Linked DNA regions of Mus musculus: region 1 is linked to region 2. Evidence: chromatin loops called from intact Hi-C (ENCODE). Cell type or tissue: heart. All regions are shown on one strand. Each heading gives the region's core, and the rest is flanking DNA. Links, peaks and the distances in the headings are about the cores only.

Region 1 (15,930 bases), core at 8,032-10,531, 68 kb before region 2:
ATCCAAGTCTGCAGGACCGTAGACAGGCCACATGAAAAGAAACTGGAAGCCAGGAGCTGAGCGGGTGGGTATGAGAGCCCTCCTGGGGGAAGACCATGAAGCAGCAGCAGGTGGGAGGCCCAGAGCAAAGATGCCAAGACCAGGAAATGCTGGAGATAGAGGAATGGAGAGGGAGGAGCTTTCGAAATACCTATGTGTAGGTTTCTCATGACTCACTAACTCCCTCCAAATAGCCACTTCAGATAGTGCCAACTCCTACCGCCTCCACCTCCTACCTGTAGAGCCAGAAGACAGCTGAGCCCCCAGGTGGAAGGCCCACACACCCGAGAGGCCCAAGAACGGGAGGAGGGATTCTGGAGAGGGGGTAGCAGTGGTGGCAGGGGAGCAGGGGTATCCTGGTAGCCCTCAGATAGAAGTGGAATGGGATGGAGAGGTGATCGGCTCATGCTGCCCTGACTTGATTGCGTCTTGGCTGCCCCAGGCTAGTTGAATAAGGAGTAAGAGATCAAGAGTTTGGGTGGAGTAAGCTGCCTACGTGGGTGGGGAGTCGGGGGTGTCAATGAAGCGGAGAGAAGGGATAAGGGTTTGGGAGCAGGACGTGGCTCTTTCACCTTTGCCCAGCTCTTGTGCAAATTCCATCAGCCATTAACCTAGCAGCTGAGTCCTGGACCCCTCCCTCAAGAATGTTCATCTATATCCACTGCTTCTAGACCAGGCTCTGGAGATGAGGGTTAGGGAACATCTATCAAAACAGTCTGAGGAGATTGTGCAAGCTACCTCTTGTCATCAACACTGAACATCGCTTCAGTTAGGTACATATTTTTCAGCCAAACAAGACATGCCCCAGGTCAGTTCAAAACAAAACCTGTGTGTAGAACGCCCTCATCCCTTATGACAATGACCACCGTAGATAACGAACTCGGTGTAAGGCAAGAGCACTTGACAGCAATGTGTATTACAAAATGTGAATGGGCACAAATCAGAAGACAATGGAACGGTCTGCTGCCCACACCCATAAATAGGATGCTGTGGATGTGACAGCTACATTGCCAGCCGATAATGACACTTTACTGGTAACTCAGATGTCATAGCCATTGGTGGACCTGGTTTGCTATACTAGTGAGTGAACTTCTGGAAAAACATTGAACAAAGTATATTTATTTACTTTATATTTCCCTGCAAACTGAGGCTATTATTTTTGAGATTATCATTACATTATTTCTCCCTTCCCTTCCCTCCCTCAAAAACCCTCCCGTATGCCCCTCCATCTCATTTTTCAAACTCATTGCCTTTTTCATTATTACATGAACATATACATGTACATGTTTCTAAATGTAACCTGTCAGCTTGTATAGTTATTCCTATGTATGGTTTCAGAGCTGACCATCTGATATCGGATGATCAATCAGGATGCTATCTCTGGGGAAGGCAAACCCTCCCACTCGAAGCACTCCTTAGGTACCTTTGTGTTGGGTTGAGGCCTCAGGTTTCTTTTTTCTTTCTTAATGCACAAAAGTGTTTACACTTAAAATATAACATTAGGATTGGGTAGGGTTGGTGGCACATGCCTGTATCCTGCCGTTCTGAAGGCAGATGTAACCAGATAGCAAGTTGCAAGTACCAGATTAGCCTAAACCTCATGAGACCATTTCCAAAAGCAGGTCCTCCAGGCTCAGATTTTCATATATGTGATGATGTCTTGGGAATTGTTCATAGTAAAGGAGGTTTTAAGCCCTTTAGGATATCTAAGCATCCCACTCAGGCTGGGGGAAAAAAAAAAAAAGCCAGGAGAAACCTCAAAGGTTATGACAAAAGGTCAGTACATTTCTACAACGACCCCTTGGGGGCTGCAGCTCCACCAGTCCACAGACCTTTATTCCCAGCCCCCACACTCCCTAGGTGATCTTTAGCAGCCGGCGACAGGTCCACATACACCAAAGATGGTTCTTCCAGTGATGACTCAGCTCTGGTTCTTCAGCACCAGCTCCTTCCGTAAGTCACCTTGCTGAAGAGGTCAACAGAGCTTGGATTCCAGCTCAACTGGATGTGTGGTTTGAACCATAAGGATCCACAAGGCTGGTACCCACCCAGGATATATGACACAGACAGGGCTTTCCCAGGCCTGGGAAAGTCACCACTTGTACCCCATGGCAGGTCACATCCAGCAATTTCAGGGCCCCCAAGAAGTAGCAGCAGGGATGCAGGAAAGCTTGAAACAGGAACCACTAACTATTAGGAAGTTCTAAAGCAGCTCAGAGCAAACGCCTACATAGTGATTACAGGGCTGTGCATCTGACCTGGGAGGCAGAGGAGGGATAGGAGATCAACAAAGAATGCTACAGAAGGAAAAGGCCAGGCCATGCAACAGAAACTGTTTATTGAAACCTCAATTCTATAAAAGCGTGAAAAACCCAGATACAAAGCAGTGGTAACCAGAGAGGCCTGTGAAGAGAACACCCAAAAAGGCAGAGTGGGAAGCCTTGGAGCAGGATGCTACGGTTGGAAGACAAAGGGACAAGGTTAGAGGACCCAGCAATTCTTGGCTGTGACAGGGAGCTTCCTGGTCCTCAGCAGCTCTCATCATGGTTCTCAGCCTCAGAGACATCACAGAGACCCACATCAATCCTCTCCTCCGCTTCCCACACTCCCACCTTTACCTTTCCATCTTTGGAAACTTCAAAACAAAAAATCTACTTCCCTAGGCGTGTGGAGGCAGAGAGATAGGTGGTTCTCTGTCATCTGTGGCATGCCTCTGGTCACTGAGCTGACACTGTCCCAGGCACCACTGGTGTCCTAGCCTGCTAGCCAGACTCTGAGGTCTAGGAGAGTGAACGACCTTGTAATGCCCCCATAATCCCTTATGCTCCTACCCAGGAGGACAGGGGACCAGCCAAGGGCCCAGAGAGGTAGCAAAAATCTAAATCAAGTTTTCCTCTTCCAGGTTCTCAAGGACTCCCACACCCTCTCAATGTACTCCTCACAGCCCTACCTAGCCTGGGGAAATGACAGACTTGAGATGAGCCAGCTCCATGACACTAAAAAGCGAACACTGCTGGGGCTGGAGAAATGGAGGGGCCACTGGGCTCCAGAGCCAGGGTGGGGCCAGGCCGCGGGCATGGTAAAGGGGGCGGGAAGGCCCAATAGACACCGTTTGGTTAGTGTGGCAGGCACGGCAGTTTGGGGGGAGTCTCTGGAACTTCTGGCAAAGGGGACATTTGTGGAGAGGAGTAGGAGGGGCAGGAGGGTCTGGGGGAGGTCTCAGAGGGGGAGTCAATGGGGCCAGAAGACTGCCCCAGAGTGATGGCAAGTCTACACTGCCTTCCAGGCAGCTGGAGACATTAGTCAGGCACTGTGACACAGGGGCAGGTACGCAGGGCTGCACGAGGCTCTTGGAGACCAGTGTGAGTTCAGGAGGACCTGGTGAGGGGCTGGAGGACAGCCCCAAAGACTGGTGTATTACAGCCACTGATGCTACAGCTAGGGCCACGCTGCTCACATATGCCACAGCTAACAGGCAGGACAGCTGCAGGAGAAAAGATAAAACAAACAGCAGGCTGTTGATTATCTGTCACTACCCCCTACTAGTCTCTCAAGTCACACTTCTCTGTAACTTCCCTTGCCTCCTCCACCCTCCCATCTAGTCTCAACTTCTTCTGAGACCTTTAGAATTTGCTTTTCTTTTTTTTTCTTTTTTCTTCTTTTGGTTTTTCAAGACAAGGTTTCTCTGTGTAGCCCTGGCTGTCCTGGAACTCACTCAGAAATTCACCTGCCTCTGACTCCCAAGTGCTGGGATTAAAGGCGTGCGCCACCATGCCCGGGTCAGAATCTGCTTTTCAACACAAACACTCACACACAGGGTCTCATGTGTGCTTGTCCAAGCCTACTCAAGCCCCTCTTCCTCATAACCCCTTCTCACCTTTACCAGCCGCTGGCAGAGGGAGCCCAGAGCCAGCTGCCACGTTGGCTGCTCCAGCAGCACACACAGGTCTGTGTAGGTGTACCAGCCCCGCCGCCGTCCTTGCTGCTCAGCCACACTAATAGGAAGGAAGGGACAAGGGGTCAGGGCCTCTCTGCAGCTAGCCCAGGGCACCTTTATACCTTTCAGGACCCATCAGAAGACACTAAGGAGTTGACTGAATGCACAGATCCTTAGGCTACCCACTGATTCAGAAGGTGAGACCAGGACCCAAGTTGCTCATACCACCAAAGGGAGGCAGAAGAGTTAGGCAATGACCACTTTGAGCAATTCTTTCTCCCAGATATACAGATCTTATCTCTAACTCCAGTGGCATTTGCCTAGGCCTCTAAATGCCTCAAACTCCTCTTACTAGTTCCTGGAACTCACCAGCTCTCCAGCCAACTTAGCACCTCAAAGATCTCCCGAGGATCAGTGTAGAGACGCCAATCCTGTGTGAAAAAAGACAGGCATGGTAATTTATTCCTATGATACCAGTACTTGGAAGATTGAAGAAAGTTACAAGTTACAAGCCAGCTTGGGCTACAAAGTGAGTTCTGGGCCAGCCTGAGCTCTAGTATAAGAATACCTCAACAAACCCTAAGTAAGTAAGAACAGGAAAGAGCTGCACTAATGTTAGCCACAAGGCACACTGACCTGATCAGAGCAGCTACACCACCAGCCACAATGTGCTAGCCACTCTCCGAAGAACCTGCGCATACTGTATCATGCTATCACCACCTACCTGACCTCCAGTTATCCCCTCTATAAAATGCAAGCAAGAAAATAAACCTAAGAAGGTCAGTGTCATATGGAGCTCAAAATCCATGGCAGAAAAAGCTTGATAGCAAATATTCAGAGGCCTGCAATACAGGTTCTGCCTCAAAGTATGTCCTCGGAGAAAGGAAGAAAGCCTCTACTTTGAGACTCATTGCTTCAGGAATCTCTAGACTAGTCCTGAAAGGACAGGAAGGGGAAAGCCTACAAAAAAAAAAAAAAAGACACAAGAATAACAGACATACAAAGTCAGGTGCAGTACATATATCTATAATCAGCATTGAGAGACAAAAACAGGAGAAGCTACAGGAGGCTCATCACAAAGTCAAGACCAACCTTGTCTACACAGTGAATGCTAGGTCAGCCTGATTTAAAAGGTATTCATTAAGAGACAGGGTCTGACTATGTAGGCCTAACTGTCCTGAAATGGACCAGGCTGGCCTCAAACTCAGAGATCTGCCTGACATTAAAGATTGGTGGCTATCTCAGTAAACACCTTGTATGTAAGCATGAGAAACTGAGATTTCCCCAGAACCCATGTAAAAGAAGTGGACATGACAGCACGCACTTATAATCTCAACACTACAGAACCAAAGACAAGCAGATCCCCAAGACTCACTGGTCTGCCAGCCAGCCTAACCTACTCCGTGAGTACCAGGCTAAATAAAGAGACTTTCAAAAAGCAAGGTAGACAGGCCCTCAGGAGGGGCTGGCAAGATGGCTCAGTGGTTAAGAGCACTGACTGCTCTTCCAAAGGTCCTGAGTTCAAATCCCAGCAACCACATGGTGGCTCACAACCACTCATAAGGAGATCTAACATCCTCTTCTGGAGTGTTTGAAAACAGCTACAGTGTACTTACATATAATAAATAAATAAATCTTTAAAACAAAAAACAAGTCCTCAGGAAAACACTCAAGGTTATCTGGTACACAGAGAGAGAGGGAGAGAGAGAAAGAGAGAGTGGGAGAGGGAGAGAGAATGAACAAGAACAGAAAGCTGAGAGAGAACAAAGAATGAAGGAACATAAAGACAGACGAGAAGCCGAGTAGCAGTGGTGCACACCTTTAATCCCAGCACTTGAGAGGATCTCTGAATTCAAGGCCAGCCTAGTTTACAGAGAGAGTTTTAGGACAGTCAGGGCTACACAGTAGAGAAACCCTGTCTGGAAAACAAAACAAAGGCAGATGAGAGAAGACTCACTCACCATGGCACTCAGGAAGCTCCTTTCCAAGGCATTGAGGGTGGCCACGGCGACTCCCCCAGCTGCCCCCCATTCGTCATTGAAGACCTCCTCTTCCTCCCCTTCATCATAAAGGTATTTACTGGCCACCATCTGCAGAGAAGCAGGAATTAGCATCAGCTGAGTTCATACCTGGTGCCTGGCTCACCGAGAAGATAAAGGGAGCAAGTACTTACCATGGAGATCAGAAACAAATCAGAAGACGACACGTGCTGCAGATAATCTGGGTTTCGGTGCCGGAGCCGCTCAATGTACACCAGAGCTAGCATCATAGCACAAGGGGAGATACAAGCCTCTCTGGGAGGTAGAAAGGATTGGTAATTAAACCCAAGAGTCCTTCAGTTCTTCAGACTCTCAAGATTCTCATCACACTTTCTCTTAGAGACAATAACATCCCACAAGCCCAGTCTCATTCTATCCCCTTGATCCCAGGCTCACCGGGACACATGGGCTACATATTTTTTCTGGAGTCGGCGAATAGGACTGGGTGCTGCCTTCTGAAGAAGTTCCACAGTAATGTCTGCAAGGAGATAGAGGAGCAGAATAAGCAACTGCAACACATACTGTAGTCCCCACTACTGTCAGGGAAGACCTAGGTGTGAGGCCCTGAGGACAGGACTGTCAAAAAAAACTAGAAATCAAATTCTGCTAAGACAGGAGGGAAGGCATGATGAAACACACCTGTAATCCCAAAACTCAAGACATAAGGCAGGGGGATTACTACAAGGTGGAGGCCATCCAGACCTCTACAGTGAGTTCCAGGCTTCTGGGATCTACACAGTAAGACACTGTCTCAACCCTTCAGGCCTCGATTTCCCCACTATACCTCACCCCCAAATTCTAAGTGGATGAAAGCCCACTCTAAGGTTGGTCCTCAACTTTTTCTAGCAGAAAGGCTTCTTTTTCTTTTTAAAGATTTATTTATTTTATTTATATGAGCACACTGTAGCTGTCTTCAGACACACCACAGGAGGGCATCCGATCCCACTACATGTGGTTGCTGAGACTTGAACTCAGGACCTCTGAAAGAGCAATCAGTGCTCTTAACTGCTGAGCCATCTCTCCAGCCCAACACTTGTTTTTCTATTAAGTTACTCATGTTTCTCTTTCCCCAATGTTTATTTGAGAAGTATGCCTTATTTACTTGAGAAACATGTAACATGTATACTTAGAAAACTAAATTTCTGCCCTATAAATCACAAGAGGCAGCAGAACTTGGGCTATAGCTCTGTGGTAGAATGCCTGCAGAGCATACACAAAGCCCTAAAAATAAGTGACTGCAATTTATGAGCTGTTTTTACTCATGTGGGCTAAAAGAATTTGAAACATGGCCTGCATTGTCAAACCAAGTACCAACCAAGCTAGTTATAATGAGACACAGTGCAGCTCAGAGGGCAAACCTCCAGGCATTTGGGTGACTATGACAACCCAGTCCTCCAAGTTTCCACTTGCTCAGTCACACACACACACCACCACCACCACCACCACCACCACCACCACCATCACCAGTCTAACCTGCCACAGGGCTGGAGAGCTCCTCCAGGCTGCAGTCTGTCTCCAAGTCCCAGCCATAATAGAGTCTCCTTCGGATTCGAGCACTTAGCTTTTGGTGTCCTGGAAGGACCTGAAACAGGGCCAGGAGTAGTGGAGGGTGAAGGGCAGGGAAGGTTTGGTGGAAATCCTGGGTACTGACCCGGGCCTATACTCTACCCAGCCCAGAGTTCCCAAGATCATTTGTTAATGGCAGCCTAGTCTTGTCCACAGTGGGAGAAAGACAATAAGCCCGCTTCTGACATCACTGAGGGCTCCCAATAGAAGACTAGACAACTAGAAACCAGATGGGACCCCAGTCTAATCACTAGCAGTTCCCCTCTTATAACCTGAGGCTTTGCCTTCAGGCCCAAGTGGCATTGCTCTCAACAATAGCCCACTCCAGGGCATAACAAGTAAGAGAGCTCCCATTCCGCTCGGGTCTGGAGGAGAACGCCTGGGAGTTCTGACTCCCAGAGGCAGAGAACAGGCGGACCTCTCACCATGAAGTCTTGGAAACCGGTGAGGGAGAAGGCGCCTTCTTCGTCCAGCAGGAGCCCAGTCAGGTCCATCGCACTGTCAGCCGCCACCCTGCGAAGGTGGAGGGAAAGGGAAGGAATCGTAAGTGACCCCAGAGCCGTGCTCACCCGTTGGCCCACCTCTCCCGAAAGGGCCACCGCCCGACTGCGCGCAGCCTCCTCCCTTCTCGCAGGCGGCCGTGGGACGCCTCTTCCTGTTCCGCGTGCGACTGGGCCTCCCGGCGCCCGACGACAGGCGCGGCGCTCACCAGGCGAACCAGGAGGTACGAGGGCCAGCAGTGTTCTCAGCCCGTGCCGCGTTCGCTAGGCGTTTATAAGCTGCGGGAGTGAGTGTCACCGACGAGTCTGCGCGCCCGGCAGGAAGTGCCTCCTGCCTTGCCCAACCTGAGAGCTCCGGGTCTCCGGAGCTATGAGCACCGGGGGCAATTGTAATACGGTTCCCAGGGGACCGCGACACACCAAGGGTGAACGCGCTGACCAGGCTTTGTAGTCGTGGTACAGATAGTAACGAGCCTAACACAAAGGCAACGCGGCGAGTTGTTTCCTGGGTTTTAGGGAAGACGCACTCAATCAGCAATGCCCAGGAAAGATGAACAAGAAACTTACCGTAGGTGGGAGAACTGTGAACAAGGTGGGAGGGAATCTGTTGAATCTTTATGCCCCTTAGAAGTTTGAAACTGTAACACTCGAATACATACTGTATTCTGTATGGTTACTCCAGCAATTAAATGATCTCAAAAGATATAAAGCCTCAATGTACGATGTTAAACAGGTCTCCCCAAAGCAAACAGCGCCTGGATGTTTTATTTCCAAACACTCCTTCCACACAATTTGCGGCTGAGAGATTTTGGGAAGAGAGAGGGCCGACGCTCCAAGAAGGAAGAAACAACTTTTCGAAGTTGGTGAAGCTGCTTTGAAGTCATTAAAGTCACGCGCTGGTGTTTGTTTATCCGCTGAGGGGAGGGGACTGGAGGCGAAGAGGGTTGAGTAATGGGGATGGCACCGCCCTTCCCGATCCCAAGCAGATTGTAGTCAAGATCCTGGGGGCCTGAAAGCCCACTCACTGCCTCTGGGCAGTGCCTCACGCGACAAAGAGGTCTCCAGCCGCCCTGTAAACACCGGGAGAAGACCTCAGGCCTCGCAGCCTCAACGCCCGCCCCGGATCACCCCTCCAGCACCCTGGAAGCACACCTTCGTGGGTGCAGGATCACGACAGCGGCCAACGCGCACGCGCGGGCGTCCCATCCGGGCTGTTAGGGCACGTCACGTGGCATCGCGCTTCATCACGTGACGCTTGACCGCAGGTTTTTTTGCTCGCCCGTGCGTGCGCCCCCTTCCGTCTGACGCGCCCCCGGCGGCGGCCGCGCAGCCCTGGCTCCTCGCGGGCTCGGGCAGCGGCTGCGGCGCGGTGATGGCGAGCAGCGGTGGCGGTAACACCGGCGCGGGTGGCACCTCGGGGCTGGGCCTGGGCCTGGGGCTGAGCCTCGGCATGGGTGAGGCCACTGGCGACGCGGAGGAGGAGGCGGCCGCAGCCGAGGCAGTGGGACGTTTAGCTACGTCCCTGTGGCTGCGGCTCCGCGGCTGGGAGGCGGTGCTGGCGGCCGCACAGCGACTGCTGGTTTGGGAGAAGCCGCTGCACAGCCTGGTCACGGCGGCCACACTCAACGGCCTCTTCTGGTAACGGCCACGGAGGAGGGGGCGGGGCCGGGCTGCGCGGGAGAGCGGGGGCGGGAGGACCGGGTGCTCCCTCCCTTGGAGGGCTGTCAGCGTCTGGGGCGGTGATCCTGCACCAGGTGGCCCCATTTTTTAGTCTCTTAGTGACTGGGTGAGGCTTAGAGGGCCATCTCCCCATCCATGGGTCTTTCTGTGATTTTCGATGGATTTGGGAGCCTCAACTGAGATGCCTGTCTCCCTAAGGTTGTTGTCTTCGTCGTCCCTCCGGCCCTTCTTCCTGCTCAGCATCTCACTTTTGACCTATTTTCTACTGGATCTCTGGCATCCTCGCTTTCTCCCTGACGTTTCAGGTGAGTTTCTTCATTCCACATGCACTGTATGCACCTGCTCCGTGCATCACCCTGCTACTTGAGGGGAGGCACAGGAAGGCCATTTATCTCCTAAGGCATCCTGTATGCCCTTCCATCGTTTTTTTTTTTTTTTTTTTTTTTTTTAAGAAAATTGCCTGAAATGAGAATTGTTTCTTTTCCAAAATTAATGTTCTTGTGAGTTTAGTAGTCAAAACTATATAGCATTTAAAGCTGGGTTCAGAAACAGCATATCGTACACCTTGTAGTTGGTGGGTAAAGGGAATGCTCTGGACTTCACATAGTGGTTCAGGCCTGGAAGCGAGAGACAGAGGGATTACTGAAAAATTGAGACCAAGAATGTTAAAGAGAGGCAGCTCTTTCTGACTTTGGATCTGTCTCTAAGTGCTTCTTGTATTCTTAACTTACCCCACACCCTTTTCTCCATAGCACCACCCCCTGAAGAACCACACTCTGACAGGTGAGTATAGGCCACCTTTTAAAGAAGATGCCCAAATGTGGTCTGCTTGCTGTGCTCAGCTCAAAGAGGAGCAGGGCTGTGGCTTGTGCAGGCATAGGCCCAGTGTAATGAAGGGACTTACAGCAAGCAAAAGTATGCCTGGCTCTAGGCTTCTTTGTATGCAAACGCTGTGTTCCTTCTCCCGTGGAGGTAGAGGGTTGAGTACCCTGGGAATTTACATCCCAGGATGAGGATGCCTTCCTTTGGGGGAGGTGGGGCCTCCAGAGTGAGATCTCATCAGCAGTCTCAAAGTGACTTGAGTGTCTTAGCTGGTTTCTGAGGCCTCCAGGGGTCATGTCATGTCTCCCCAGTGAGGGTGCGGGGTCAGGCGCCCAGCCGCACCTGCTGAGTGTGCCCGAGTTGTGCAGATACCTGGCTGAGAGCTGGCTCACCTTCCAGATTCACCTGCAAGAGCTGTTGCAGTACAAGAGGCAGAATCCAGCTCAGGTAAACCCCATCCTGAAATGGTTGCAGGAGTCGGGCTGGGAGAGAGTGACGCGTGCAGTGACTGTTGTAAATTTCCTCAACTGGTTCCCATTTTTTTCCACCACATGAATAGTTTCTCCCCTGGTGACTGTGCACATGGTGTAAGCCTGTGTTCTTCACTGCTCCTGTGCTCTTCCCTGCAGTTCTGCGCTCGGGGCTGCGCTGCCTGTGCTGTGCTGGCTGTGTTGGGACACTATGTTCCGGGAGTTATGATTTCCTACATTGTCTGTGAGTGGAGCTCATTCCTGCTCTTTCCAAAGCCCTGTCTAGTCTTCTTTTCCTGGGTTGACCCAAAGGAAAGACTGTGTTTTCTTTGTTAGTTACTCACCTGGGAGGAGGATAGCAGATGGGGGAAGAGGGTATCACTGCCTTGAGAAAGGATCCCGTCTTTGTTCAGACCTACCTGTTCAGGGGACAGTTTGGATGAAGGCTCCTGAGAAAGTGGCCAACTGAGCTCTGAGTGCACTTTCTTAACCCGTAGTGCTGAGTATCCTGCTGTGGCCCCTGGTGGTCTATCACGAGTTGATCCAGAGGATGTATACTCGCCTGGAGCCCTTGCTCATGCAGCTGGACTACAGCATGAAAGCTGAAGCTGATGCCCTGCACCACAAACATGACAAGAGAAGTAAGGGATTCTCTTAACCTGGATGGGGAGAGGCAGGGAGAACCTGTAGTGTATGGCTCATGGTGTGTCCTGGAATTGAAATCATTTCTACTTCCTTAGCCATATTTGTCACCACCGTTATCTCCGCTCATTATTGCCTGATTGCCCTTCTCTAGAGCGCCAAGGGAAGAGTGCACCCCCAGCAGGAGATGAGCCACTGGCGGAAACAGAGAGTGAAAGCGAGGCAGAGTTGGCTGGCTTCTCTCCAGTGGTGAGGTCCAGGGAAGATGGGATGTCAAATAGAAGGCCGAAGGGAAGTTGGGTATTGTGGTGCACACATGTAATCCTATTTGAGAGGAGGAAGCAGAAGGATCAAGAATTCAAAATCAGCCTGGTTTTTGTTATGAGCTTGACATCAGCCTGGACCACATAAGACCTCCTATGTCCAAAAAAAAAAAAAATGAAAAAGGCAAAGGGGTCAAGAATGTGTCTGCTTTAGAGTTAGAGCTACCAGTTCTCAAGTAGTTGGGAACCAGAAGGCTTGGGGGTAAAGTGTGCTTATCCCAGTATGTTGGATTCATCCTGGTTCTCTTGCAGGTGGATGTGAAGAAAACAGCCCTGGCCTTGGCTATTACAGACTCTGAGCTGTCAGATGAGGAGGCCTCTATCTTAGAGAGCGGCGGTTTCTCTGTATCTCGGGCCACCACTCCACAACTGACAGATGTTTCTGAAGGTATGAGCAGTCTTTTGCCTCTCTTTTATCTTCCTGCTCCCCAATACTGGGTTGTTGACAGCTGTGTTCTCTGAGTTCCAAAAATGCTTCCTGAGTTCCTGTATTCTCTAATTCTACCCTAAGCACCCAAGAACCTTAGTTCCATCCTCTTGCTTTGCTTTGTAGTATTTTTAGATCTTTTTATTTTATGTGTATGAGTATTTGGCCTGCATAATGTGTGTACACCATATGCATGCCTGGTGCCTGCAGAAGTCAGACGAGGGCATCTGATCCCCTGGAACTGGAGTTGCGGTTGGTTGTGAGCCACCATATAGGTGCTGGGAATTGAACCTGGGTCCTCTGCAGGAGCAGCAAGTGCTCTTAACCACTAAGCCATCTCTTCAGCTCTGCTTTGCTTTTTGAGAAAGGCTCTTAGTCTAGGCTTGCTTCGAACTCTCTTTGTAGCAGAAGATGACCAGAACTCCTGGTCCCTCCTCCCTACACCTTCCAAATGCTGGGATTACAATAGATATGTGCCACAGGGCCTGGCCTCCCAAGTTATGTACATGAACTTACTGACTTTTGTGGCCAGTTAGAGAAAAGAGCTCATTCTTAACCCTCTATTCTCTGCACAGATTTGGACCAGCAGAGCCTGCCAAGTGAGCCAGAAGAGGCTCTGAACCGAGAGCTGGGGGAGGGGGAAGAGACAGAGCTGGCCTCTCCTGAAGACCTGCTAAGTGCGCCTCCAGCCCTCTCAAAGCAAGCTTTGGACACCGAAGAGGAGGGGGCTGCAGACAAGGAAGCCTTGCTTCAGCTCTCATCCCCTCTTCACTTTGTGAATACGCACTTCAATGGGGCAGGGTCCCCCCAAGATGGAGTGAAATGCCCTCCTGGTGCACCAGTGAAGACCCTGAGCCCAGAGGCAGTGAGTGGTGACCTAATGGCTCCATCCAGCACCCTCTCACCCCAACTTTGCCTTGCTGAAAGTGGTCCAGTTACCCCCCTCTCTCCCTCTGTGCTCCCATCCCTTCCCCAGGACTCACCTCAACCCCTGGCTGCTCCTGAGGAGGAAGAGGCACTCACAACTGAGGACTTTGAGTTGCTGGATCAGGGGGAGCTGGAGCAACTGAATGCAGAGCTGGGCTTGGGACCAGAGATGCCTCCAAAGCCCCCTGATGTTCTGCCTCCTCCTCCCCTGGGGGCAGACAGCCATTCCCTGGTACAGTCAGACCAAGAGGCTCATGCAGAGGTTGAGCCATGAGCCATGGCAGAATGAGCTGCAGGCATACTAGGGCTTCCTAACTAGGCATGTCACATTTTCTCCTCTCCCTGTCACTCTGGGGAGAGGCACTATGTGGAAAAGCTGGCTGTCAGATGGAAGCCAGCCCACTCTGCCTGCCTGCCTGCCTGCCTGCCTGCTGTCCTGGGACCTGGTATAGTACCTGTGCCTAGGATTGGTTTTATGTCTGTAAATACTTTTCCATCTGAGTTAGTGGATGTGATGAAGGCTAGGGGCATCCTTCCGTAGCCTGCAGTTGCTTCCCTGCCTCATCCCTTGTCATTCTACTGTGTCCTAAGCCCTGGTGGTCGACCTTTTCTTTTTCTTCCTATCCTCAGGGACCTGTGCTGCTCCACCCTCGTGTCCCACTTGGTTGTTTAGTTGAGGCACTTTATAATTTTCTCTACTGTCCCACACTCCCGTTGGCTTTATTTCCCTGCTGTCTCCTGTCCTTTGCAGCGTGACCCCCACTCTTTGCCAACTCCTCCTTCCCACAGGCACTGGCCAAGCTTTAGGGCAGGTTCTCTTCTGAGGGAACTGGGTGGTGTCAGGCCAGCAGTGCTGTGCTTGGGTCACTGTCGCCTTGAACCTACACTGTACCCTTGTCCAGCTCAGCACTCATGATGCAGGACAGCAGGGTCCCCTAGCACTTTGCCAGCACTGAGGATGGCATGTTCTCTTCTCTTTTGGAGGCGAGGGACTTCCCTTCTGTATTAGGGGAGAAGAACAGAACCTACTCGTCTGGACCACAGTTGAGACTCCCTGCTAGGGTGTAAAGTGGATAGTAAGATCTGTGTAGGTGTTAACTGGAAAAATAAACTGTTGATTGGCTAGAACTGCTGCCTGTCTGCCTGCTTGTCTCCCTGTGAGCCACCTCCCATACTGCACTCTGTCCCCTCCTCACCCAGCACTGCCTCTCTTGGCTATTTTCCTTGTAAACAGCCAGAGGCAGGGATTATCCTGACAACCCTACCTGCTTCTCGGTCATACAAAGTGAGATTTAGCATGTGTGAATACATTACATGCAGGAGGAAATTGCCCTGTCTTCCCAGTCAGTGGGACATGGAGTCATGATAACCGTGCCTTTAATACTGTTTCTGTAAGTCATGTATCTACATGCTCACAACTCAATCTTAATTGTCTGTAGTAGGACAACTAACCAGCAGTGGTTATATAAGTTGGTTAAATATTTATATAAACTGGTTAAAGGCCAAGAGACTAGTATCCAAGATTTTTTAAAAGTATATGTTCTTGGCACTGTTCTTATTTATTTATTTATTTATTTATTTATTTATTTATTTATTTATTTCAGAGACAGGATCTCTCCGTGTAGTTCTGACTGGCCTGAAACACAGATCTGCCTGCCTCTGCCTCCAGAGTGCTGGGATTAAAGGTGTGCACCACCCCCTAGCTTATCTATGTGATTTTTATATACTAGTGTTTAACATGGGGCTGTTCATCAACTTTTAAAATGAATTGTCTTATTACTGAACAATAGTAGCTCACATTTGTAATCCAAGCACTTGTGGGGCTGAGGCAGGGAGATTGAGAGCTTCAGGCTGGCCTTGTTTACTGAGAGAGAAGACATTAGCTCAAAACAAAAGCCCACCACAATTAAAATAACTACTATCGACTCCATTTTTTTTTTTTAAGCACAGCTTAATTCCCTGAGGGCCACGCAGGCTGAATGAATGGAGCCATGATTCAAACCCAGTGAGTGATGCCAGCAAACACTGGAAGCTCCAATGGTGGGCACAGGCAGGAAGAAGCTTGGAACTGGAAAAACCAATCCAGCATCCTAGCTTTGTGGAAAGTGGACTCTTGGCTGCCCTTCTACTTTGGTGAACAGCGCAGAACAGAATAAATAGTTTGCTTAGTGAGTTCACTGTCCTCAACCTTTAGCTTCGGGTACAATGTAGCATGGTAATTGTCTTTGAAGATGACGTCTATACAGGTGTATCCTGATGTATCCCAGAAGTAAGAGACATTTCCTGAGAATCAGCAGTAAGTGAGGCCTGCTTCTATGCTGTTGAAGGAACATGAACTAATGCAGACATTTCCGTTTCTGAAGAAGTTTGGATTTAGAACTGAAACCCTGTAGCTGGATCAAAATATCAAAGTAGGTCAGCAGTCTGTGTTACCCCTTCACATTCACCATTGTCTGATGGTTTCTGCGGGTTTTGTTGGTGATGATTTTCACTATCAGATGTCTTGACCAGTTTGTGCTCACCAATGAAAAGCCTGAGAAGAAAAGCTTTTCCAGAGT
Region 2 (15,930 bases), core at 6,343-8,842:
TCTCTCTTTCTCTTTCTTTCTTTCTTTCTTTCTTTCTTTCTTTCTTTCTTTCTTTCTTTCTTTCTTTCTTTCTTTCTTTCTTTCTTTTTTGTGGTTTTTCGAGACAGGGTTTCTCTGTGTAGCCCTGGCTATCCTGGAACTCACTTTGTAGACCAGGCTGGCCTCGAACTCAGAAATCTGCCTGTCTCTGCCTCCCAAATGCTGGGATTAAAGGCGTGCACCTCCATTGCCCAGCTGGGCCACAACTTTTTGAAGGTCTCCCCACCATACACCACAGCATCCCTGATAGCAACCTCAGTGCTAAGTCTAGGCTATAGCATCCTTTTCCCTGGCTCACAACTAAATCAAGAGAGCAGTGACTCTAAAGTTTGTATGTATGTATGTATGTATGTATGTATGTATGTATGTATGTATGTATGTATATATGTATGTATTTACATGTGTATGATCAGTGACTCTAAATTTTGTATTTATTTATTTATTTATTTATTTATTTATTTATTTATATGCCTGCATGTGTCTTTGTATCAAGTGTTTGGTGACTGCAGAGGAGGTCTGAAGATTGGCTTAGGTCCTCTGAAACTGAAGTTACAGTAATGAGCCACCACATGGGTGCTGGAAACCAAACCTGGGTCCTCCATAAGAGCAGTCAATGCTCTGATGTGCTGAGCCATTGCTCCAGCCTCAGGAGCAGTGACTCTTAGAGGAAACTCAGCACAGGAAACAGCAGAGTAGTGTTTCCTAAGACTCCATCTATGAAAAAGGCTAAACACATTATATGGAGTTATTATATAATCAGTTTGCACCTAAAAGTACTGTGAAATTTAACAGGAAAGTAATGTTTGACCTGTATAGAATCAGTCCATGCAATTTGCAATTTTATGCCTTAAATTCTCAACTCCTATTTATTCCTTTTAGAATCCTTCAATGACTTCGTGTGTGTTATCCTCTGACTTTTCCTCCCATCCTCCTTTCCCTAGTTGATGCTAACTTATGCCTCAATTCTTCATGCTCATGGTTTTTTTCTTTTCTTTTTTTTTTTTTTTTTGTTTGTTTGTTTGGTTGGTTTTGTTTTGTTTTGTTTTGTTTTGTTTTGTTTTTTTGGTTTCTCGAGACAGGGTTTCTCTGTATAGCTCTGGCTGTCCTGGAACTCACTCTGTAGACTAGGCTGGCCTCAAACTCAGAAATCCGCCTGCTTCTGCCACCACGCCCGGCTCATGCTCATGGTCTTAAATTACATTTATTTATTTATACACATATATCTGCCAAGGAGTGGTTTGGACCAGCAGAGAGCAGTAGGGATAAGCAGAGTGGTTAAATGAAGTGTCCTTGAGAGCAACACTGGTGTGCCTGTGTGAATAAATGTATGTGTCATAGCTTGTGTGAACAGCAACCGTTAGGAGTCAGTTTTCTCCTTCCACCATCAGGGTCTCAAACAAGGAATTCAGGTCACCAGGCAGGGTGACATGCATTTTCTCTCACACCTAGACTCTTCTTTTTTTTTTTTTTTTTCCCAGACAAGGTTTTCCTATGAAACCTGACTATCTAGGAACTTACTATGTAAATCAGACTGTCCTTGAACTCAGAGATCTGCCTACCTCAACTTCCTAGGGCTAGGACTAAAGGCTGGCACATGACTAAATCTTCATCTTAGCTTTTAACTTTCTCCAGAAAGCCCCTCCCAGCACAGGAGGAATAGGAATTCTAAGCCTGGACTACAGGAGAACCTGTCTCAAACAAACAACAACACTCTTATCTGTTGACCCATTGATAAGAATGGATCCTTTTGTTACACAGTCTCACTTCACAAGGGCTCTTTTAAGAGCTTTACAAAAAGTATTCTACATTTGTCTTTAATTGTTGCACCAAAGCCAGGATCCAATGCAGTTAGAGCACCCCTGACCACCGGAGGACCGAGCTTAGGAAACAGCAGTCTCTGGGGAGACTCTGTGAAAAGTATTTTAAAGAACATTTTAAAATTATTTTTTTGTTTCTTTTTTTGAGACTGGGTTTCTCCTTGTGACTCTGGCTGTCTTGGAAATAACTGTAGATCAGGTTGGCCCGGAACTCAAGAGACCCAGTTGTCTCTGCCTCCAGAGTGCTAGGATTAAAAGTGTGTGCCACCACCTTCTGACCATTTTTGAATTGTTTGCCCTAGATTTCCTGGACTTGCTTTGTATACCAGGCAGGCCTCAAACTTGCAGAGATCTGCCTGCCTCTGCTCCTGACTGCTGGGATCAAAGGCATGCCTGGCTCATTTTTAAATTCTTTTAAAAAAAGTTTTAAATTACATTTATTTAGTGTGTGTATGTGCATTCAAGCCATGACACACTTGTAGAGGTCAGAGGACAACTGTCAGAAGTTGGTTCTCTCCCTTCACCACAGGAATCCAAGGGCACCAAACTCAGGATGTTAGGTTTAGAAGCAAGTAGTTTTGCCTGCGTCTCATAAGTATATTTCTTTTTTGTTTGGGGGAGGGAGGGAGGTTTCAAAAGGTAGCCCTGACTGGCCTAGAATTTCCTATGTATACCAGGATGACCTCAAACTCACAGAGATTTGCTTGCCTCTGCCACCCGAGCCCATTAAAGGCATATACCGCCATGCCCAACTTGTTTTTTAAAAACCTTAACCCATTTAATTATTTTTCTTCTTATGTTTTACACAAAAGAGACCCATCCAAGAACGTATGATACAACTTTTATTCACTCAAAAAATATGCATGGGTGACTCTGCTTCAAGCACTGTCCTAGGTGGATAGGAGGAGCAGCGAGTAGAAAGAACCTCGGCTTTATGGGTCCCTTCTTGAGTGGACATAGGCAATAAATAGATGAGAAAAACTACATAGTGTGTTAGGGACAAGAAGAACAAGGCAGGAAAGGAGGCATAGGTTTATTATGGAATGCTCAAAATTTAGATGATGGCTGGAAGTTATCATTGAAGGAGATTTCTGCGGAAGCACCACATGCGAATGCCTTCTACACTGAGGCATTTGCATGTGGTGCTTAAGTATGAAGAACAGCAATGAGGGGGCAGTATGGCTGAGGCCAAGGAAGCAGGCAGCAACAGACACCAGGAAGCCAGGCCTAGGGCTGGGAGGCCAAGTATGTGGTTTGTTAGGGAGGTATGACTTGACCCGAGATAGATGTTTAAAATGTTTTCATAGAAGCCCACTAGTTGCTATACTAAAAATAGACTAGATGGGAGGAAAGGCCAACTAGGAAGAGCAAAGAGGATGCTGTTAAGAAGGCAGCAAGGGACCTGGGCGTGGTGGCACACGCCTTTAATCCCAGCACTTGGGAGGCAGAGGCAGGTGGATTTCTGAGTTCGAGGCCAGCCTGGTCTACAGAGTGAGTTCCAGGACAGCCAGGGCTACACAGAGAAACCCTGTCTCAAAAAACCAAAAAAAACCCAAAAAACAAAAAAACAAAAAAAAAAAAAGAAGGCAGCAAGGGGATGTTCACACCAGTAGGTGTCATCAGAAGTGACTGGAAATAGTTAAATTCAATGTTGTTGAGAGTCACACAGACAGGATTTTCTGATAGACTGAATGTAGGGTGACAGGAAAGAGAGTGTGGAGTGACAGGAGAGGTGTGAAGGGTTACACTGCAGTGTTTACAGTTCCGAGATGGGGAAACTCTAGAAACAAGTAGCTGCTTTGAAAGGCTGTACCAGAATCTCGGTTTCTGTTATATCATTGCACATTTTATTTGTCTAAATAGGGGTATGGGAGTTAATATGTGTGGAGAAGCCATGGGAAAGGTCCTAGGCAAAAGAGACATATTTGGGGGTCAACAGAGGTTAAATCTACCACACAAATGGATAAAATAACCTAGAAAAGAAAATTAGGGAAGAGATAAATCCAAGGACGGAGCCCTGGGACCATCCAGCCCTTAGAGGAATGGGAAATGAGGAAACAAATATGACTGAATGGTCAGAAACCTTGTGTGAGTCCAGGGCCAGACAAGTGAAGCATCATTAAAGAAAGAGTGAGCTTTGTGTTTTGTTTTTTGAGATAGTTCACTGTGAAGACCAGGCTGCCCTGAACTCTGGACCACTTTGCCTCACTTTCCCTAGTGTTGACATTTCAGGCATGCACCACCATGCTTGGCTACAAGAATGTATTTCAAAGACAGGTTGGCCAGTGGTGCCCAGTGCTGCTGACTAGTCACAGTAGTGAGGTCTGCCAGATCACAATAAAGCTGACAACTTGGAGATCACTTAGGCTGCATGTTGGGAGCCTGTTAACCTTCACATTTTAAATGGACTGCCCAGTCATCTGCACCTCCAGCCTCTCCCATTCTCCTCAATAACTGGTCTTGACTGGTCAGAAAATTGATTCCTTTTTTTTTCCTACCAGTGGCCCCCACCTGGCCCCCTCATCCAATAAAAATATGTCCACAAGTCTTGTGACTCTTTGATCCCAAGCCGTCTCTTAGGTCTGCCTCTTCTCCCACTTCCACTATCATCACTGTACTTAAGCACCGTCATCGTCACTCATCTACTGTAAGAATCTCCATTCACTTCCTCACTCTTGCTGTCTTTAGCCCATTTGCATGCAGGCTGAAATAACATTAAAGCAAATCCAGTTGTGGCATATTTCTGGGGAAATTTTCCAGTGGTTTTCTACTATGGTTGGAATAATCACAAAACTCCATCACGGGACTGCAAGGGCCTCTTCCATTTGCATAATTACCTCAGTAGGAGTTCCCTGGCACAGTCCTGCCTCCCTGACTACTACTCCAACCATGCTGGTCTACTTGCCTCTATCTGCCATGTTTCTTCCCATCCATCCCAGGGATGGAGCATTCAGCCACATTTTTCATTCGATTAGTGCTTTCTCTTCCACAGAAGCCAACTAAAACGTTATCTTCTCAGTGAGTCTCTTCTCACTACTCACTACCCTCAATACTTCTCATTATTAATTATCTCAACTCCTTACTCATATGGTTTTTGTACAGTATAGTCACAGTATATGATCTTATTTATAGTTTTGAAAAACAACTGTCTCTATTTCTCTCACTCTCTTTTTTCCTTTAATGTGATACAAGGTCTCTTGTAGCCCAGGCTGGCTTCCAACTTCCTACATAGAGGAGGATGGTCTTGGACTCCTGATCCTCCCGTCTCTACCTTATAAACTCTGGGATTATAGGTGTGTATCAGAGCCTCCTCTGCAACTCACACTACTGTACATTTTACTCTGCACAGGGACCAGGTCTTTGAGTTCCCAGTTTCTAGCATCCTGCCAGACATGAAGGAAAGAATAAATGTATGACCTCTAAGTGAGGGATGGCCTCTTTAGGTATTCAAATCTGTTGTCTTGACTCACCAGGATCTGAGGTTCTCAGATGAATATTAGGGTTTCGAAGCAACCAAGAGGGGAGACCTCCCTTAAGAAAAACATAAAGGCAACACATGAGCAGGTGGGGCGGCAGGGGGGGGGGGACACGGGGGGAGTCCCGGGGCGGGGGTTGACACAGGCTAGCTTCAGTCTTGCTGTCTCTACCTCCTAAATTCTGGGATTACAGGATAAGCCACCTTTTGAGCTACAGACAGGTTTTATCTGCTGTAAAGTGGGAGGCAAGGATGGTGGGAGTTGAGTATAGGGCTGGAAATGGCCCGTAGAGTGTGAGCAGAAAGGAGTTGAAACCCTCAGGAACTTCACCTTTGGTTCTGCCCTTCTCCCAACTAACTCACCATCTCCCACTCAGCACAGATGTAAGGTCCTGGTCTCAGAATAACCAACAGGTTCACTTTAGCTGCCTCATTCAGGAAGGCAATGAGGTCCCGGCTGCCATTAAAGTTATAGATCCCAGGCTCTGGCTCATGGTAGTTCCAAGGCACATAACTGAGAAAGGAAGATGTTAACAAGACCCAAAGGTTCCCTAGGAGACTCAGAACTTGCAGAGAAGCAGCTAGAAAGAGGTTCTGAGCCATTCTTTCTCACCCTTGCCTGAGGAGTCCTGGAGCTTAAACCCTTTCAAACCCAAGTCAGTTTTCCTGGGGAACCCCATTCTAAGGAAGAGGAAACCTCGCTTCCACAAAACTCTCGCGAGCACTTCTTACAACTGCACAGCGTTGAGGCCGCTCAACTGCATCTTGAGAAGCCGGTCGGCCCACAGAACCGGCGGTACTCGAAAGTAGTGCAGGCTGCCAGAAACATAGCGGAAGGGGACCCCATCCAGGAGGAATCTGTCATGTTCCCGATCCACAACGAAGGAGCGAGCTTCTGCCTGCAAGGGCGAAAGCCTGGCTCAGCAGAGGTCCGGAGTAAGGATCAGTGTCGGCCAAGTTTTAAAACTGGCCTTGTCGGTAGTTAACCATTTCTCCACTGCGGGATCCGTTTTCCTCTCCCCACACCCAGGCAGACAGTCCGACCCTTTGGGTTTACCTGGGACAGCAGCAGTAGGACCACAAGCCGCAGCAGCAGGGAAGGCAGGTCGGGTGGCATCTTCTGAGCTTACAAAGTTCTTCTATTCGGTGAGGGCTTTCCCACCCGTCACGTGTTGGATTCCTGGGAGGGAATCCGACATCAAGCAAAGGGGCGGAGACCACCTCAACTTTTCAGGCCGTTAACCCGGACTTTGCCTGTAGCCATCCACGGTCCACTAGTTTGTAAAATATTACTTCTCGAAGTGCTGAACCCGAATCAGTTCCATTAGCATCACCTGGGAGCTTGTTAGAAACGCAGAATCTCGGGTCCTACCCCAGACCTCTAGAATTAGAGTCTGTGCTTTAACAAACCTGCTCTTCTAAACTGAACTCTCGGAGGGCTGACAGGGTGTCTTAAATCTTCATGACTAGCAAAGGATCCGGCACATATCAGGTTAAATCTATATGCACGGGAGCAGTAAGGTTAAAACGGATTCAGAAACAGTGGAAAAACCTAGAAAATCTTCAGAGTGATCATGCTGTGGAAAGGGGTTACAAGAAGCCTGTCCTGGTCACTATCTTTTTTGGAGGTACACCCCTTTCCAATATATTCTGCCTGTCTAGGCAAGAGATGTGAAACAAACTGCATAGTTCATAGGCTTAGAAGTCTAATTTTCCACTTCTCCTGCCTTCACAGCCGTAGAAAATACTATTATTTCTGTTTATTGACACACATTGATATACGGCTGTTTCCAAAGTTGTACGAAAGACAACTCATTTAATTTTGAAACAACCCATGAAATAACTCTCATTCTCATCTTACACACGAGGAAAATGAAGGTTAGAAATAACAAGTAGCTGTCCAAAGTCACAACTAGCTCAGTAGAGCTGGGATTGGAACTAGTCAGTTTGGCCTCATAACTCACGACACTTAGCCGTAGGTACTGTCTTACAGCTGGGAAAAGTGAGGATCTGAAAGACTAAATAACTTGCAGGAGGCCACACAGCTAGGAGACTGTTAGGACCAGGTTTAGAAACGGGCACTCTAGTTTAAGGACACAGACACTAGCCAAGGCAGTGGAGTACAGGCTAGACCCCTGAGAGTGTTAAGGGGTCAGACCTCTTGGCATCTAAGGGTCAGCACCCGCCCTTCTCTGGTCCCTCCTCCAAGCTAGATTGTAGAAAGCCACTTTCTAACTCCAGCGCGCGGGAGCTATAAGACCTCCTACCTCTGACATTGGGAGACAGAGGTCCTAGGGGCCTCGGGCAGAGCCCTGCTTTGCTCCCCTTTGGTACTAGTCCCTGCGTCTTGACCCTTACTGAGGGCCAAGTGGGAACCCTCGGCGAGATAGAGAAACCAATACACCCCAGGTCTAGCCGGGCCCCAGCCTCTCACTTCCGGGTCCCCACATCCTCTTGCCGCCTCTTGTTGCTAGGATACAGCGGGCCGTTACTTCGACGCGGACTGATGATGTCATCCGGGCTTCCGGTCCCTGGCCCTTCGCACAGGCCGGAGACCGGTCGGTGTGGAGTTTGTAGTGGCAGACCCTGTGCTCGTTCCCGAGCGACGGAGGGTGGACTCGGCCAGAGGTGGGCTCGAGCCCCGCACCTCCTGCGCCGCCACCCCATGCCTGACGGGTGCGAGAGCTGGACCTGGCCGAAGGTGGGCCGGGGTTGAAAGAAGCGGCCTGGTAAGACGCAGCGTGGCCTGAGGCTTTGGGGTGCCAGAACTCAGCCTTCTTAGCGCTGGAGTCGCCAGGGCCAGTTTTCTTTAGACGTGAATATGGGTTCTTGGAGGTGAGCCTGAGCTCTCCTGGTTGGTACCTCCGTGGCTGTCTAGATTGTTCTTGAACCCGCGACTTGCTGTTTCCATTCCAGCATGACCCGCCGGGACCCCACCGCATCGCCTGGAAGAGCCCACTCTCCCTGGAAGGAAGACCATCCCTGAAGAGGATGACTGAGACGTTATGGGCCACGCACTGTGTGTCTGCTCCCGGGGAACTGTCATCATTGACAATAAGCGTTACCTCTTCGTCCAGAAATTGGGGGAAGGGTGAGTGTTTGGACGTCACTTAGCTAGACCCAGGTCGTTTAGAGACAGTGATAGAGTTGCAAGAGTGTTAGCCTTAGAGTCTACCCCACCTGACCGGTTAGCTGAACGGGTCAAGAAGTGGATTCTAGACTCTGGCCTCCTGGATCTACCTTGTGTGACCTTAAGTCAACTGTGGTTTCTTCTGCTTAAAAGGAGATGATTATAATGTCTCGCTGAGGGACTTGTGGAAACTCAGTGAGATAGTATATTCTTTAAAGCATGTCACCCAGTGCCTGACTCATGAGGACTTGAAATTAATTGAACACATTATGCTCAGACCAAAACCTCAGTGATTTCTGTGCCCCTGCTCTCGGGAAACGCAGATCCTAATGTCTTGAAACTATATGAGAGCTACATCTTGGGAGTGTTTCCACTCTGTGTAAGAGGCACTCCTCCCTAAGGGAATTCCTCTGGGTCCGAGCTATGTGAGAGATGACCATGGTCCTTCACTGTGACCCCTTTGGCCCACAGTGGATTCAGCTATGTGGACCTAGTGGAGGGCTTGCATGATGGACACTTCTACGCCCTGAAGCGGATCCTGTGCCATGAGCAGCAAGACCAGGAAGAAGCCCAACGAGAGGCAGAGATGCATCGCCTCTTCCAGCATCCCAACATCCTTCGCCTCATGGCTTACTCTCTGAAAGAACGAGGTGCTAAGCATGAAGCCTGGCTGCTGCTGCCCTTCTTCAAGGTCAGAGAAGCCTGTACTTACAGAGGGGATTGTAACATTGTGCAACCCCACCAGAGGCTCTGGGCAGGCAAACATAAACATTCTAGGAGCACATGCCCTGGTTTGGCCTTTTGTTTGTTTGTTTGTTTATTTGAGACAGGGTTTCTCTGTATAGCCCTAGCTGTCCTGGAACTCACTCTGTAGACCAGGCTGGCCTCGAACTCAGAAATCCGCCTGCTTCTGCCTCCCAAGTGCTGGGATTAAAGGCATGCGCCACCACTGCCTGGCTAGTTTTGGCCATTCTTAAGTTGGGGCTCAGAGGACTATAGGGTCCCCTGTGAACTTGACATCACACAAAGCCCCCAAAGGATCAGGAAGAGTGGCTATGGTAAAAGGGTGGGCAGACAGATACAAAATAGAGTCCTGGGAAGTAGAGGCTTGAAAAATGTCTCAGCACAGGGAAACTTGTATTGTAGAAAGGTACACTGTGGAATGAGATAGAAAGGCTGAAGGACCAAGGCAGCTTCCTGACTGAAGACCAGATCCTGCCGCTGTTGCTGGGTATCAGCAGAGGCCTTGAGGCTATTCATGCCAAAGGTTATGCACACAGGTCAGTGGGCGGGCCCTATGCATTTGATGAAGCCAGTGGGGAGGGAGCGCAGTGCCAAGAGAATTGGGGTTTCTCTGCACTTTCCATGGTGCTCCCTGGGATACCAGCTTCCCTGCCCAGGGCGCCTTTGGGTCATTTTCACTTCCCTCCAGGGACCTGAAGCCCACCAATATTTTGCTTGGTGATGAGGGGCAGCCAGTTTTAATGGACTTGGGTTCTATGAATCAAGCATGCATTCAAGTGGAGGGCTCTCGCCAGGCACTAGCTCTTCAGGTAAGAGAGTCTCCTGGTTTCTTTGGCCATCTCCTCCCCATCCCCAGATCATTCTGATGCATGCACCAATTTGGTCACATGATATGGCTTGTGCTCCACTTTTGAGCTCTGGGGACACTGTTCCAGGACTGGGCAGCTCAGCGGTGCACCATCTCCTACCGGGCACCTGAACTTTTTTCTGTGCAAAGCCACTGTGTCATCGATGAGCGGACTGATGTCTGGGTGAGGAGCTTGTGGGTGGGAACCTGGGTGGGGAAGGGTGTGGCTTTGTAACTCTTGGAGTACAGGGAAGGAGACCTTTGGTTTCTGTTGCATGGAACCCCAGAACCACAGGATGTCTCCACAACCGTCTACTTCCTTCCTGAGAACCATCACTGATACTGTTCTCAGGAAGCCGTGCAATCGTTGTGGCACTAGCTAAGCAGGGGCCACAGAGGCCTCCCTCCTGCCAACATGGTTCCTCTGGGTGAGGTTGGCATATATTTAGCTTACATGGTCTTCTTTTACCATAGCAATAAGGAGATAGATGACATTTTTCACCTTCCAGGAACTAACCAAATTATGCTCAGTCCCTAGGCTGTGTGCTTTATGCCATGATGTTTGGGGAAGGCCCTTACGATATGGTGTTCCAGAAGGGTGACAGTGTGGCCCTTGCTGTGCAGAATGAACTCAGCATCCCACAAAGCCCCAGGTGAGCAGGAAGAAGAGAGGGACGCCAAGCATTGTAGACTCTTGCTTAGATTTGGCCAATTTGGAATCTTAGCAGTTCTAGGTGGCCTTCAGTCCTCTGCCTTCCCCCTCCCACAGGCATTCTTCAGCATTGCGACAGCTATTGTCTTCTATGATGACTGTGGACCCCCAGCAGAGGCCTCACATCCCTGTCCTCCTCAGTCAGTTGGAGGCATTGCAGCCACCAGCTCCTGGCCAGCACACCACCCAAATCTGATCAAATCAGTGGACATATTGGGAAGATGACCTTGAAGTGGCTTTCATCCCTCATTGGAACTCCTTCCATTCTTCCAGGATGGCTCTCACAGCTAGTGGCAAGGATAGTGGGTCCTTGTATATTCTGCCTTCTTACCCCAATACCTGGGCAAGGAACCTAGGGTGAGTTGGGGGAAAATGAAACAGAAAATATGGCTCAAAGCTAGGCTGCTGGGTGCACATCTCATTCTGTCTCCAGATCTGGGAGCAGGAGAATACATAAAAAGGAGAATAAAGTAAAAACAGACCGTGTATATTTTAGGTCAATGTGTCTGGAGGGAAAGAATGAACTCTCTGCTTGCTATTTCCAAGGGAAGCTCCTGGCAAGAAGTACTGGTATGATGTCTTGAGGTAGATCTACTTCTTGAGTTCTGGCAGCAGGCAGGTCTTTTAAGCTGGCTTAGTCAAAACCAGAGAGCTTCAAGCTTGAGCTGGTTTCTGTCTGTGCCAAGAAGTGGGACCAGGGTCTCCTTGAAAGCACACTCAACCAGTTCTGTCATTCATTCCCAGGGTGGGTAGCTTAGAACAGCCCAGCTCCGCAGGTTTGCCAAGTCCATGTGACCTCTGGGTGGAAGCACACCGGGTCTTTTCCCTTCTTCAGCAGAGGACAAAGGGAGTGGAGCTGGCAGCCATTTTTTTCCAGTTTCCCTGACTATTCTAGCTCACACATGGTTAATAATTGATGAGGCTGGTGGCCTGTGGCAGTACCCAGCAGCCACTTCCTGCCCTATTTGCTGAGTAAACAGGCACCTGCCTTAGTTGGGTTTCAAACTTTCCTCAGGGAAGGGCACTGCTTCCCTGAGTCACCAGGGAGGGGAGACAAGGGCAGGGATGGTGCTCCTGTTCTGGAGATTCCACCCCTACATGCTGACGTCAACATGAGTCCTAGGGTGCCTATTAGTGAAGTATAATTTATCCCTAGGGTCCAGGCAGGAGGCTTCCACCCCGAGCAGAGGCTGAAGCCAAAAGAAAGCACAAACAGAGGGGAGACGACCTGACTTTTAATAGCATGGCTCCAGCCCCAGAAAGCAAGATAGACAGCAAGCTATGCAAAGCTGCCAGAGGTGCTGTGGCACAAACAACTAGATTGCCCTTGTTCCTGCCCATCCCCCAAGTTTGTGAGGTGGCTGTATGCCCGGGAACTTTGGGCCCGCCCAGCCCCCATTCCCAAATCCTCAGTGTTCAATGACGCCTGGGCCAAGCCTTCTAGAGCTGTTGAGTGAAGCAGCAGCAAGAAGAATAAAGTAGTCCAATCATCCAACACAGACTATCAGATATTTCAGAAAGTGAAGACTTGTATCTTGCAATAGCTTGTAGCTAGACAGACAGGTCCAGGGTTTGGTCCTTGTTTCTTTCCTATTCTGCGAGTCCTTAGGACCTTACATTGAAGTCCTTGGGTTCCTGCTTTCTGGGGCTCAATATGGGGCCCCCTTGGCAAGTCTCACTGTCAGCCATGTGAAGGTAAAATTAAAAGGTCACAAGCGGCCAATAGCGGGAGGTAGCAGCCAAAGCAGAAAGGGGGACAAGCAGAGGCTCAAGCAGTTACAAAGGGGACAAGAAACCATGCAAGGAGACTGTTTATTTCGAAAGGATTTTGCAATAAACACAGTGAACAGGCTCCAAGTAGCGGTCTACTCTTCTCCCTCATCCTCGTCCTCATAGGAGTCGATGCCTACTTCCTCATAATCTTTTTCCAGGGCAGCCATATCCTCTCGAGCCTCAGAGAACTCCCCCTCCTCCATTCCCTCACCCACATACCAGTGTACAAAAGCCCTCTTGGCATACATCAAGTCAAACTTGTGGTCCAGACGGGCCCAGGCTTCAGCAATGGCGGTTGTGTTGCTCAGCATGCACACAGCACGCTGCACCTTGGCCAGGTCACCCCCAGGCACCACAGTGGGTGGTTGGTAGTTGATGCCAACCTTGAAGCCTGTGGGGCACCAGTCCACAAACTGGATGCTGCGCTTCGTCTTGATGGCAGCTATGGCAGCATTCACATCTTTGGGCACCACATCTCCACGGTACAGCAGGCAGCAGGCCATGTACTTGCCGTGCCGAGGGTCACATTTCACCATCTGGTTGGCAGGCTCAAAACAGGCATTGGTGATCTCTGCCACTGACAGCTGCTCATGGTAGGCCTTCTCTGCAGAAATGACTGGTGCATAGGTAGCCAAGGGGAAGTGGATGCGAGGGTAGGGCACCAGGTTGGTCTGGAACTCTGTCAGGTCCACATTGAGGGCCCCATCAAAGCGCAAGGAAGCTGTGATGGAGGAGACAATTTGGCTGATGAGGCGGTTGAGGTTGGTATAGGTTGGACGCTCAATATCTAGGTTACGGCGGCAGATATCATAAATGGCTTCGTTGTCCACCATGAAGGCACAGTCTGAGTGTTCCAGGGTGGTATGGGTGGTCAGGATGGAGTTGTAGGGCTCCACTACAGCCGTGGACACTTGGGGGGCTGGGTAGATGGAGAATTCCAGCTTGGACTTTTTGCCATAGTCAACAGAAAGCCGCTCCATCAGCAGAGAGGTGAAGCCAGAGCCGGTGCCCCCTCCAAAGCTGTGGAATACTAGGAAGCCCTGAAGTCCTGTGCACTGATCAGACTGAAAGGCAAGGAAGAAAGAGCAATATAGGTAGGGGAAAGGCCTGAGGAATTTTCTAGTTTTGTAAGGTCTAAAGTATCTCAGATGTTAGGACAAAGTCTGAATATCCCCTAACAGCATCAATTTCTGAGACACAACTAGTGATCATCCTAGAAATGGATCCGAAAAAAATACTTTTCCTGAGCACAGAGTCCAAAGCTCCCTCCTCCCTGCCAGGCTGTATGTAGTCTCACCAGCTTGCGGATCCGGTCCAGCACTGGGTCGATGATCTCCTTGCCAATGGTGTAATGACCACGGGCATAGTTGTTGGCTGCATCTTCTTTCCCAGTGATAAGCTGCTCTGGGTGGAAGAGCTGACGGTATGGGCCATTTCGGATCTCATCTGAAAAACCATATATCACATTGCAAAAACCACCTGACTCTGCTCCTTCCCCCTCCCCACCCACTGAGTGGCAGCTGAAGCCAGATAGATAAAAGAGCTAGCTCATCCTTCTGCCAGCATCCATCTTCAGCTTCAAATAAACCAAGAGGCTTCAAAGATCACAAAAACCCAGCCAAGACATTCTTCAAGAGACACTCCACTTTCCTCAAAAGGGGACCCCTCCCCCCCTTGCTCACCGATTACAGTAGGCTCCAGGTCCACAAAGACTGCCCGAGGCACATGTTTTCCAGCTCCAGTTTCACAGAAGAAGGTGGTGAAGGAGTCGTCCCCTCCACCAATGGTCTTATCGCTGGGCATCTGCCCATCAGGCTGAATCCCATGTTCCAGACAGTAGAGCTCCCAGCAGGCATTGCCCATCTGGACACCTGCCTGCCCCACATGGACTGAAATGCACTCGCGCTGAGGGATACAGAGAAGGTCACAGCATAAGTCCTTACCCACAACTACCCACTTCATTCGGTTCTTTCTCACCCTTTTGCCTATTGGCTGAGATTACTCAGTTGGTAAAAGTATGGTAAGGTTGGGACTCATGGTGGTCAGAAGCAGCTGGCAGCCTCTCCAGTCTCCTCAGCACAGGGCTCCCCAGACTGGAGGTAGCCAGCAGGGCAGACCAACCCCTTAGCCTACTTCTCAGTAGAGAATTTACCAAGTGAGAGCTGTATAATCCTGTTACATCCACAGGATACACAGGACAGAGAGGACATGCACACCTGACAGGCAGGGCTTCAGCAATTATAATAAGGGTGCAGGGAGAGAAAGACACAGAGAGGGATAGACACCGAGAGACAGAAGACTTTCCAGTTGCTTCCAGATCGTGCAGCGTCTAGAAATATGTTTTATAGTTTATAGCCAGCAGCTTCCTCCCTGGTTAATCTTTGCCTTGAAAATTCTCACAACCCTCTCCCCTTCTTTCCTGTGGGCAAAGAGGTGTCTCAACCTTCCATCTGGTATCAACTGACCATTCTGGCCTTCAGGATGCTAGAACCTCCACTTTTAAGTTCCATCTGGCCCTGAGGGATCAATCCCATCTGGCTCCTCTCCCCACCTCCACCCTCACACTCTGCGTTGCTTCACCACCTCCATCCTCGCCTCAGCCCACATGGAAATAGCAGCGATAATACGGGTAAACGCTGACGGCAGGGGCAGGCAATACAGGTATACATACTGGAGCCCTGGCAACTTAAGGCTACATCTAGGTGGTCCATAATTTAACCCCTGCAACGCCCAGGTCTATAGAACCTGTGCGCCTCCCTTTTCACAACCAAATGGCGCGTGGGGGCGGGGTGGGGCACGACAATTTCTAAATACCCAGAAAAGGAAGTGGAACCTGCTAGGAGGCCCTTGAGGAAACCCGCCTTGCTGCACAAGCCAGGGGAACGCCATCTGTACCTGGGCCCTACGTCTGCTCTCCCACTGGAGTCTTTCCAGTTACTTCCCAGTTGAAAGCTCGGGTTGGATTTCTGCCCCCGCTCCGGGCTATAAATACAAACCCCTTCATACACCTCTCTCCCTTCCCCCGCCACCTGGCCGAGGCCGGGGCTGTCGATCAGCGCCAGCTGTCTCTGCCTGTTCTCCGAGCACCCGCGAGCACCCGCACTCGGGTAGGAGGGGCCCGCTGGCCTCCCGAGACCGAACCCCATTCCCGCCACCCCTCCTGGCTCAGGAGGGGGTGCTGAGTCATGTGGGGGGTGTAGATGGGAAGAAGGCACACGGAGGAAGACGGGGTGCGGTACCAAGTAACCCCTTAAACCAACCGGCGCCAGGCACGTGTTCGGTCAGTTCCAGGGACTCACTCAGGGGGTATGGGTGGCGGGGGCAGCTGAGCAGGTCTTCTGCTGCCGGAGGAGAGCACTGGGTACGGAACCTCGTGACTCCCCTCAGGAGGGT

The links. A loop is a pair of places that touch in the nucleus more often than their neighbours do. Peaks named below come from ENCODE experiments on the same cell type or tissue, not always from the same donor. Only the 100,000 strongest peaks of a DNase experiment are listed, where the experiment ranks them.
Region 1: a loop joins it to region 2, with 3 times the contacts of the local background. A loop is called at or near these places in 4 of 42 quality-filtered maps.

What each region holds. Positions count from the first base shown.
Region 1 is chr1:75,133,410-75,149,339 of GRCm38, forward strand. Cnppd1 (cyclin Pas1/PHO80 domain containing 1) reads right to left here and starts at 9,302. Exons shown (of 10, transcript NM_026977.3): 1 at 9,234-9,302; 2 at 8,649-9,151; 3 at 8,007-8,094; 4 at 7,489-7,597; 5 at 6,412-6,493; 6 at 6,150-6,270; 7 at 5,938-6,066; 8 at 4,346-4,407; 9 at 3,917-4,034; 10 at 2,353-3,523. The coding sequence starts at 8,075. The coding sequence ends at 2,990. It overlaps Retreg2 (reticulophagy regulator family member 2), which reads left to right and starts at 9,377. Exons shown (of 9, transcript NM_170755.2): 1 at 9,377-9,719; 2 at 9,960-10,066; 3 at 10,514-10,544; 4 at 10,895-11,030; 5 at 11,213-11,297; 6 at 11,551-11,694; 7 at 11,850-11,944; 8 at 12,271-12,406; 9 at 13,021-14,500. The coding sequence starts at 9,454. The coding sequence ends at 13,646. Slc23a3 (solute carrier family 23 (nucleobase transporters), member 3) reads right to left here and starts at 481. Exons shown (of 12, transcript NM_194333.3): 1 at 276-481; 2 at 1-149. The coding sequence starts at 446. In heart, for the core only: CTCF peaks have their summits at 9,368 (motif pointing left) and 9,588; DNase peaks (open chromatin) are centred at 8,232 and 9,272; H3K4me3 peaks cover 2,285 bases; H3K27ac peaks cover 2,128 bases.
Region 2 is chr1:75,202,993-75,218,922 of GRCm38, forward strand. Glb1l (galactosidase, beta 1-like) reads right to left here and starts at 7,763. Exons shown (of 17, transcript NM_029010.2): 1 at 7,599-7,763; 2 at 6,389-6,511; 3 at 6,064-6,230; 4 at 5,695-5,845; 5 at 5,327-5,387. The coding sequence starts at 6,448. It overlaps Stk16 (serine/threonine kinase 16), which reads left to right and starts at 7,837. Exons shown (of 8, transcript NM_011494.5): 1 at 7,837-8,060; 2 at 8,248-8,422; 3 at 8,933-9,152; 4 at 9,608-9,741; 5 at 9,894-10,014; 6 at 10,141-10,236; 7 at 10,584-10,705; 8 at 10,822-12,614. The coding sequence starts at 8,337. The coding sequence ends at 10,960. Tuba4a (tubulin, alpha 4A) reads right to left here. Exons shown (of 4, transcript NM_009447.4): 2 at 14,220-14,442; 3 at 13,835-13,983; 4 at 11,980-13,601. The coding sequence ends at 12,630. In heart, for the core only: no CTCF peak of the experiment used is centred there; DNase peaks (open chromatin) are centred at 6,479 and 7,829; H3K4me3 peaks cover 2,336 bases; H3K27ac peaks cover 1,575 bases; H3K27me3 peaks cover 654 bases.